2 separate regions of the Homo sapiens genome follow, and region 1 is linked to region 2. Evidence: chromatin contacts called from ENCODE Hi-C or POLR2A ChIA-PET data. All regions are on one chromosome and are shown on one strand. The core of a region is the stretch at or near the end of the contact, and the rest is flanking DNA. Distances in the headings are between cores, read along the strand shown. Region 1 overlaps BFAR (bifunctional apoptosis regulator). Region 2 holds the start of ERCC4 (ERCC excision repair 4, endonuclease catalytic subunit).

Region 1 (4,281 bases), core at 196-2,695, 740 kb after region 2:
AGACTTTGTGTTAATAAGGAACAAAGTCCTGTAATCCATAAGGAACAAAGTCCTGTAATCCCAGCACTTTGGGAGGCCGAGGCAGGCTGATCACTTGAGGCCAGGAGTTCCAGACCAGCCTGACCAACATGGTGAAACCCCATCTCTACTAAAAACACAAAAATTAGCCAGGTGTGGTGGTGCATGCCTATAATCCCAGCTACTCAGGAGGCTACGGCAGGAGAATTGCTTGAACTAAGGAGGTGGAGGTTGCAGTGAGCTGAGATGGTGCCACTGCACTCCAGCCTGGGTGACAGAGTGAGACACTGTCTCAAATGAAGAAAGAAATAAAAAATGCTTCTGTAATATGTGCGTGTATTACTTTAATAACTAGTTTCAAATATTGTAAAGAATGTGCGTGGAGCTCCTGAAATAGAATGTTTGTTATTTTTTGTGTTATTTGGTTTTTGTTTTTGTTTTGTTTTGTTTTGTTTTTTGAGAGGGTGTCTCGCTCTGTCGCCCAGGCTGGAGTGCAGTGGCGCGATCTCAGCTCACTGCAAGCTCTGCCTACTGGGTTCACGCCATTCTCCTGCCTCAGCCTCCCAAGTAGCTGGGACTACAGGCGCCCACCACCGTGCCCGGCTAATTTTTTTATTTTTTGGTAGAGACGAGCTTTCACCATGTTAACCAGGGTAGTCTGGATCTCCTGACCTTGTGATCCGCCTGCCTCGGCCTCCCAAAGTGCTGGGATTACAGGTGTGAGCCACCGCGCCTGACCTGTTTTTGTTTTTTTGAGACAGAGTCTCACTGTTTCCCAGACTGGAGTGCAGTGGTGCGACCTTAGCTCACTACAACCTCTGCCTTCCAGGTTCAAGCAATTCTCATATCTCACCCTCCAGAGTAGCTAGGAATACATGCAGGTGCCACCATGCCCAGCTAATTTTGTATTTTTAGTAGAGGCGGAGTTTTGCCATATTGGCCAGGCTAGTCTTGAACTCCTGACCTCAGGTGATCTGCCCGCCTCAGCCTCCCCAAAGTGCTGGGATTACAGGCGTGAGCCACTGCGCCCAGCCAAGCTGCCATATTTTTCATAGGTAAATATTTCAGCATTAATCTCTTAAAAAAAAATTTTTTTTTGAAATGGAGTCTCACCATGTTGCCCAGGCTGGTCTCAAATTCCTGGTCAAGTAATCCTCCCACCTCAACCTCCCAAGTAGCTGGGGCTACAGGCACAGGCTACTGAAGCAGCTACATTGCCTGGGGAACTGGGGTTTGTCATCTTGCACCAGGAAAATTTAGGACACAGACACACAAGAGTTGAGCAGAGGTTTAATAGGCAAAAGTAAGAGAAAGGAAAACAGCTCTGTCTCTAGCAAGAGAGAGGGGACTTCCAAGAGGAAAAGACTGGCAGGCAGCAGATGTGCTGGATTTTTTAGTCAGTTTTGAGGAGGCGGTGTCTGATTTACATAGGGCTCACAGATTGGTTCGATCAGGTATGATGTTTCCACAGTGCACAGGAAGGGTGGTCACCCCACCCTAATCTTATTATGCAAAGGAACTTTCTGTCCCCTTGGCTGGTGCTATCTTGTCTGCTCCTTACTGTACTGTACATGTGGCTGACAAAGAGAAGGGAAGATGGAGCTTCTGTCTTGAACATGATTGACATAACTGCCAGCATCTGTGTCTGCAGTTCCATTTTACAGGCTGCTGTTTGTTAGAAAGGAAAATGATTTGAGGCTGCTTTTCATTAAAAGGAAAACCTCCATCCTGGCTAACACAGTGAAACCCCATCTCTACTAAAATACAAAAAAAAATTAGCTGGGCGTGGTGGTGGGCGCCTGTAGTCCCAGCTACTGGGGAGGCTGAGGCAGGAGAGTGGCGTGAACCCGGGAGACGGAGCTTGCAGTGAGCCAAGATTGTGCCACTGCACTCCAGCCTGGGTGGCAGACCGAGACTCCATCTGAAAAAAAAAAAAGGAAAACCTTAATGAGGGCTCCCTTACCCTCACTATCTGCCTAAGTAACTTCTTCTTCACTCCTGTATCACTACCATGTCCTGCTTGAAAAGTAAGGACTTTTCAAAAGACAAAATTACAATATCACCATTGTACACCCCTCCACCAATTAATAGTAATTATGATTTTTTTTTTTTTTCTGAGATGGAGTTTTGCTCTTGTCATCCAGGCTGGAGTGCAATGGCGCGATCTCAGCTCACTGCAAACTCCACCTCCCAGGTTCGAGCGATTCCCCTGCCTCAGCCTCCTGAGTAGCTGGGACTACAGGTGTGCGCCTCCATGCCAAGCTAATTTTTTGTATTTTTAGTAGGGACGGGGTTTCACCGTGTTGGCCAGGCTGATCTCAAACTGCTGACCTCAGGTGATCCACCCGCCTCAGCCTCCCAAAGTGCTGGGATTATAGGCGTGAGCCACCATGCCCAGCCTGTAGTATGCAATTTGGTTTTTTTTGTTTTTTTTTGTTTTTTGTTTTTTTTTGAAACAGAGTCTCGCTCTGCCTCCAGGATGGAGTGCAGTGGCATGATCTTGGCTCACTGCAACCTCCACCTCCCAGGTTCAAGCGATTCTCCTGCCTCAGCCTCCCAAGTAGCTGGGACTACAGGTGCCCACCACCACACCGGCTAATTTTTTTTGTATTTTTAGTCGAGACAGGGTTTCACCATGTTGGTCAGGCTGGTCTCGAACTCCTGACCTCAGGCAATCTGCCTGCATCAGCCTCCCAAAGTGCTGGGATTACAGGCGTGAGCCACCATGTCCGGCCTCTATAGTATACTTCTTTTTTTTTTGAGATGGAGTCTCACTCTGTCGCCCAGGCTGGAGTGCAGTGGCGCAATCTCCACTCACTGCAAGCTCCGCCTCCTGGGTTCACACCATTCTCCTGCCTCAGCCTCCCCAGTAGCTGGGACTACAGGCACCCGCCACCATGCCCGGCTAATTTTTTGTATTTTTAGTAGAGACGGGATTTCACCGTTTTAGCCAGGCTGGTCTCAATCTCCTGACCTCAGGTGATCTGCCTGCCTCAGCTTCCCAAAGTGCTGGGATTACAGGCTGAGCCACCACGCCCGGTCTCTATAGTATACATTTCTAAAGAGAAAGAATCTTTTTAAAAATGCAATCATCATCACACTTTTTAAAAATCTAACAGTAAGTTATTCATAGCATCAGCTAAATTGAATGTTTTAACAGTTTTTATTGAGGTAAAATTGATATACACCTACTTAAAGTGTACGATGTGATAAGTTTTCACATATGCACACCCATGAAAGCATCACACGATGAAGATGGGGAACATCTCCGTCACTCCCAGAAGTTTCCTCCTGCCCCTGTTAAGCCTTCCCTCCCAGCCCTCCCAATTCCAACAAGGATGCAGTGATCTCCACTGGACACTGGGGATTTAATTTGCATTTCTCATTTAATTCACATTCACATGCTTATTTGCCATCCTTATATCTTCTGTGGTAAACTGCTCATTTTATTTTGATGCTACTAAGAATCAAATAAATTGAATCTTTTTTCTTTTTGAGATGGAGTTTTGCCCTTGTTGCCCACGCTGGATTTCAATGGCAAGATCTTGGCTCACTGCAACCTCTGCCTCCCGGGTTCAAGTGATTGTCCTGTCTCAGCCTCCCGAGTAGCTGGGATTACAGGCACATGCCACCAAGCCTAGCTAATTTTTGTATTTTTAGTAGACAGGGTTTCATCATATTGGTCAGGCTGGTCTCGAACTCCTGACCTCAGGTGATCCTCCTGCCTTGGCCTCCCAAAGTGCTGGGATTACAGGTGTGAGCCACCGCACTCGGCCTTTTTTTTTTTTTTTTTAAAGAAACGAGGTCTTACGCCAGGCGTGGTGGCTCACACCTGTAATCCCAGCACTTTGGGAGACCGAGGCAGGTGGATCACCTGAGGTCAGGAGTTCGAGACCAGCCTGGCCAACATAGTGAAACCCAGTGTCTACTGAAAATACAAAAATTAGCCAGGCGTGGCATTACTCACTTGTAATCCCAGCTACTTGGGAGGCTGAGGCAGGAGAATTGCTTGAACCTGGGAGGTAGACGTTGCAGTGAGCCAAAAATGCACCATTGCACTCCAGCCTGGGCGACAGAGCAAGACTCTGTCTCAAAAAAATAAAAAAATTAAGAGACTGGGTCTTGCTTTGTTGCTCAGGCTGGTCTTGAACTCCTGGCCTCAAGCAATCCTCTTGCCTCCCAAAGTGTTAGGATTACAGGCGTGAGCCACCACGCTTACCCTGAATAATCTATTCAGTTACTTTTATAATAAGGAAGTAAACA
Region 2 (4,360 bases), core at 670-3,169:
TCCACATCACTCTGAACTCGGCCTCCTGTCACATCTCTGAATCTGACCCTCCTACCTCTCTCTTTCTCTTATAAGCACATTTGTGATACATTGAGCCCACCTGGATAATCCATATAATCCCCCCATCTCAAGAACCTTAACATACTCACATCTGCAAACCCCCCTTTGCCACATAAAACAACCTACAGGCTCCAGGGATTAGGATATGAACATCTTTGGGAAGCCGATATTCTGCCTACCACCGCTTGGGAGTCAGGTTTGAATTTCAGCTTTGTCATTTCAATCTTCATTTCCTAAATATGTGTTGAGTACCCCCATATCACGTCCTGAAATAGATCTAAGAAATACACTAACTAGCTCCCGTGGCCTTGCCCAAGTTATATAACCTCCCTGCACCTCCATTTTTCTCACTGGCAGAACTGACGAGATTAATATCTGCCTCAGAGGAAACGCTGTATGTAAAGTGTCTGCCGGCAACCCTTTCCACTTAAACAGCATTCAGGAATTATATGCTATTTTCATCTTGACAAAATGTAAGCAAAATACCAGATTAAGCAGTAAAGAGGTAGAGGAACAGATCCTCTTGGAAACGGCTAGTGTGAATGTGAATTGGTATAGGCTTTCTAGAGGGCAATGTGGCAATGTGAATGGAATGAAAAGCCTTACAAATTTTTTTCTCTTTATCCCAGTGATTATTCATTTCTAGACGTGTATCTGAAGGCCACGGCTGAATTTACATACAAAGATGTTTAGTGAAATATTATTTATATTACTGGAAGGGAAAAAGCAGAAACAGACTAAATGTCCTCTAATAAGCAATTAGGTAAGTACACCCACATAATGGAAATCTCATCAGCCATATAAAAGGACTTTGTAAAAGAATATGAAACATCATGTTCAGAGGTTTGCCAAATGTTAATGACAAAGCTGGGGATTTAAATCAGGGATATTAATTATCTCGTGTCGGTAAAAGAACTCCGTGTGATGAGAGAATGTGTATATAGATAGAAAAAAAAGGACTAAATAAAATAGATTTCGTGATGTTAACAGTGGTTATTTCCAAGTAATGGAAACAAGTGATTTTCATTTTTGTTTACTTGTATTTTCTATTTTCTAATAACAAAGGTGGGGGGTTTCTATACAAAACAATTCCTCTACTAGTTCAACTATCAGGCATTTCTAGGTATAGAACAAACACTGCGGGAGGTGTCCCTCTAGTGGAAGGAGGGATTTTTAAAAATAGTTTATTGTATTGAAGTCTTTGGGAGGCAAACAGAGGTCTGAAGTCAGTAAATGATTCTGCTTATTCCACAGCCACTGCACTCCAGCCTGGGCAACATATCAACATCCTGTCTCGGGAAAGAAAAAAAAAATTAAAAGAAGGATGGGGAGTAATCGCAAAAGGAAGGGCCAAAAACCACCCTAGGAAACAGGTGCTACTAACTCTTGGCGCATTTGGAATATTGACCAGTAACTTTTTCAACTGTCGATGTCGGGGGATTAAGCTCCTTAGGCTTACTTCCCCTTCCCTTGCTTTTTGGCAGCTTGAGGCTAGGGTGCCAGGGGATGTGGAAACTCAAAAGAGACGTGAATGGAGCCTGATATCTGCAAGCTACACCGACAGGGGGCGCCAGCCCCTACAGGTGACTCCATGAATCTTCGGCTCCACTCGGCTCTTCTTCGGCTGAGTTCGGCCAACGCTTGCCTTCTCAGGCTCGGCTCTCTTCGGCTTTCTGAGAGCGCGCCTGTCGTGGCCTCGGCTCCTCTTCGGCTGCGTTCGGCCCACGATCATCTCAGTCTCAGCTCTCCTCGGCTACGTTCGGCTGGCTGCCGTCCTCTCGGACTCGGCTCTCTTCGGTTGAGTTCGGCCTACTCTCCACTAGGAGTCGGCTTCCTTCGGCTGCGTTCGGCTGCGACCCGGAAGAGCTTCCATGGAGTCAGGGCAGCCGGCTCGACGGATTGCCATGGCGCCGCTGCTGGAGTACGAGCGACAGCTGGTGCTGGAACTGCTCGACACTGACGGGCTAGTAGTGTGCGCCCGCGGGCTCGGCGCGGACCGGCTCCTCTACCACTTTCTCCAGCTGCACTGCCACCCAGCCTGCCTGGTGCTGGTGCTCAACACGCAGCCGGCCGAGGAGGTGCGGCCGCGCTGGCGCGGGAGTGAGGGGACTCCGAGAGTGTTGAGGGCCTCCTGAGCGGATGCGAGGCCTCTGACAGGGATGGAGGGGCTCTGAGGGGGATTCAGGCCCCTGACACTACGCGATGACACAGAGAAGGATGGCAGGGGTCCCCAGGGGGATGCAGGTCCCTCACACTGCGGGAACACAGACGTATGTAAGGGGTCGCTAGGAGGATACCGGTCGCTCACACCGTGCGGGGACACTGATAAGAATTGGAGGGGCCCCGAGAAGGCTGCAGGTCCCTGGCAGGAGTTGAAGAACACTAAGAGGAATGCCAGTCCCTGACACTGTGCGGGGACTCTGAGAGGGAAGGGAGGGGTCCCAAGAAGGATGCAAGTCTTTGACCAGAGTTCAAGAACACTAAGAGAAATGGGAGGGGTCCCCAGGGGATGCGGGTCCCTGACACTGTGCAGGCACAGTGAGAATGATGGAAGGGGTCCCGAGAAGGATGCAATTCCCTGACAACACTAAGAGGGATGGGAGGGGTCCCCAGAAGGATGCAGGTCCCTGACATGGGTGCAAGGGCACTGAAAGGTGAAGGGGCTCTGAGTGGTAGGAGAGGATCGGAGGTCGCTGCAGGGGAGGGGGAGATGTCGGAAGGAGGATCTGGATAGGAATAACGGGAGAGTCCTGAAGTTGGCCATTAAGGGAGTTTCTGGGGGCAGAAGGAAGGTCCCTGAAAGGGAACAGTGATGAGGATGGAAGATCTCTGAGGGTGATGGGGAGACATGAAAGGAGATGCTGAGGCGCTGGAAAAACCCCAATAGGGAAAAGGAGGGACCAGGAAATAGGACATTCACCAAGGCTGTGTTAAGAGGGCCATAGGGTCAGAAAGGGATTGGAGCTTGACGCTGAGGATGTTGGCAAAGGTTAACTACAGTTAAGGACAATGGAGAACACTGAGAAAGATGGAATGGGGCTACACATGGGTCTGAGGGGTGTTGAGAGGGGACACAGCTTGGTCGGACAAGTCTGATGATCCCCTAGATATATCAGGTGGCCGGGAGAAAAATGTCAGCTGAGAAGAGTGACCACAGTCTCTTTGAGGGCAGGGATCCTGTTTGATTCATCTAGGTATCCCCAGTGCTTGGCATAGGGCCTAAGGCAACACACAGGGCCTAGTAAAGATGGTTTTAAACTGGGGATATAAATAAACCAAGCCAAGGGACCCAGTGACATGAAGTCCCTCTAGGATAGATTAGCACAGAACTGATAGTCTAAAACATTGTCTGGGGAAAGGATTCCCTTGTTATCATCTCATAGAATGTGCTTGGCTACAAACCTGGCTTTGGTGGGAAGTATTTTCTAGGTAGCAGAAATCTTTTAATCCAGGCTTTTAAAAGTTTGAGGTTTTGTATGTGTGTGCATATGTTATTGTAGTTGAGTGCTGATAATGACTGAAGTGCAATTATTCCTTAGTGTAAACCCCAAAACAAGAAAACCTCATTAAATGTAGACTGGTTGGCTGAAGTTACTATAAAGAAGTAACTTAGTGTGTATATTCATTATTAAGTTCATTATCTCAGAGAAAGACAGCACATTATTTTAAATATCTGTGACCTATTAAAAACTGCCCTGTATTAAATAGCCTACTAATCAAGTTTGATTTGATTTAGGAGTATTTTATCAATCAGCTGAAGATAGAAGGAGTTGAACACCTCCCTCGCCGTGTAACAAATGAAATCACAAGCAACAGTCGCTATGAAGTTTACACACAAGGTGGTGTTATATTTGCGACAAGTAGGATACTTGTGGTTGACTTCTTGACTGATAGAATACCTTCAGATTTAATTACTGGTAAGAATTTGAAATCTTATTATTAGTATGTAAATTTGTACTTTTTTTTTTTTAAGTACAATTTCCATTTTATTTTTCTCCAGAGAATAGTCTGTCTTCAGTCTTGAAGGACTCAGCTCCCTACATCACCTTTGGTAGGGGTCGTGGGGCAGCACCCACAGGTCTAAATCTGGGTGGGGGTGTTCGGTCCTTGCAGGCTTCACAAGATCGATTCCTGACTACTTTGTTGTGAATTGCACAACTCACACAGTAATTTAGCTTCACATACATCTTGGGAAGCACATAGGCGTCGAAGATGCTCGCTTCAGAAATGTCCCTGACTGCTGTGGCCTCCACTGTGTTTTGAATGACGAATTTCTTAATGGCTTTATCCTTGGGCACAC

What was found. A loop is a pair of places that touch in the nucleus more often than their neighbours do. ChIA-PET counts read pairs that join two places held with the same protein, here RNA polymerase II (POLR2A). Pooled maps may share reads with other maps.
Region 1: a pooled map shows a loop between it and region 2 (2.3-fold over the local background). The contact joins the enhancer-like site here to the promoter of ERCC4 in region 2. A Hi-C loop is called at or near these places in 2 of 50 pooled maps. POLR2A ChIA-PET finds 5 or more read pairs at or near these places in 4 of 52 experiments (AG04450, MCF 10A, PC-9 and 1 more).

The regions. Positions count from the first base shown.
Region 1 is chr16:14,656,791-14,661,071 of GRCh38, forward strand. All of the region lies in intron 5 of BFAR (bifunctional apoptosis regulator), which reads left to right. Among named protein-coding and RNA genes, the nearest start is that of BFAR, 26 kb to the left of the region's middle. Within about 2 kb of position 1,446, at least 4 of the 41 ENCODE cell types and tissues checked have a DNase peak (open chromatin) inside an H3K27ac peak, as active enhancers do.
Region 2 is chr16:13,918,235-13,922,594 of GRCh38, forward strand. ERCC4 (ERCC excision repair 4, endonuclease catalytic subunit) reads left to right here and starts at 1,920. Exons shown (of 11, transcript NM_005236.3): 1 at 1,920-2,138; 2 at 3,797-3,977. The coding sequence starts at 1,932. All of the region lies in intron 1 of LOC105371093 (a long non-coding RNA gene), which reads right to left. It overlaps LOC124903647 (a long non-coding RNA gene), which reads right to left and starts at 1,844. Exons shown (of 2, transcript XR_007065001.1): 1 at 1,445-1,844; 2 at 1,231-1,349. It also overlaps the pseudogene RPS26P52. RefSeq lists enhancers at 1,504-1,553, 1,764-2,123, 2,164-2,373.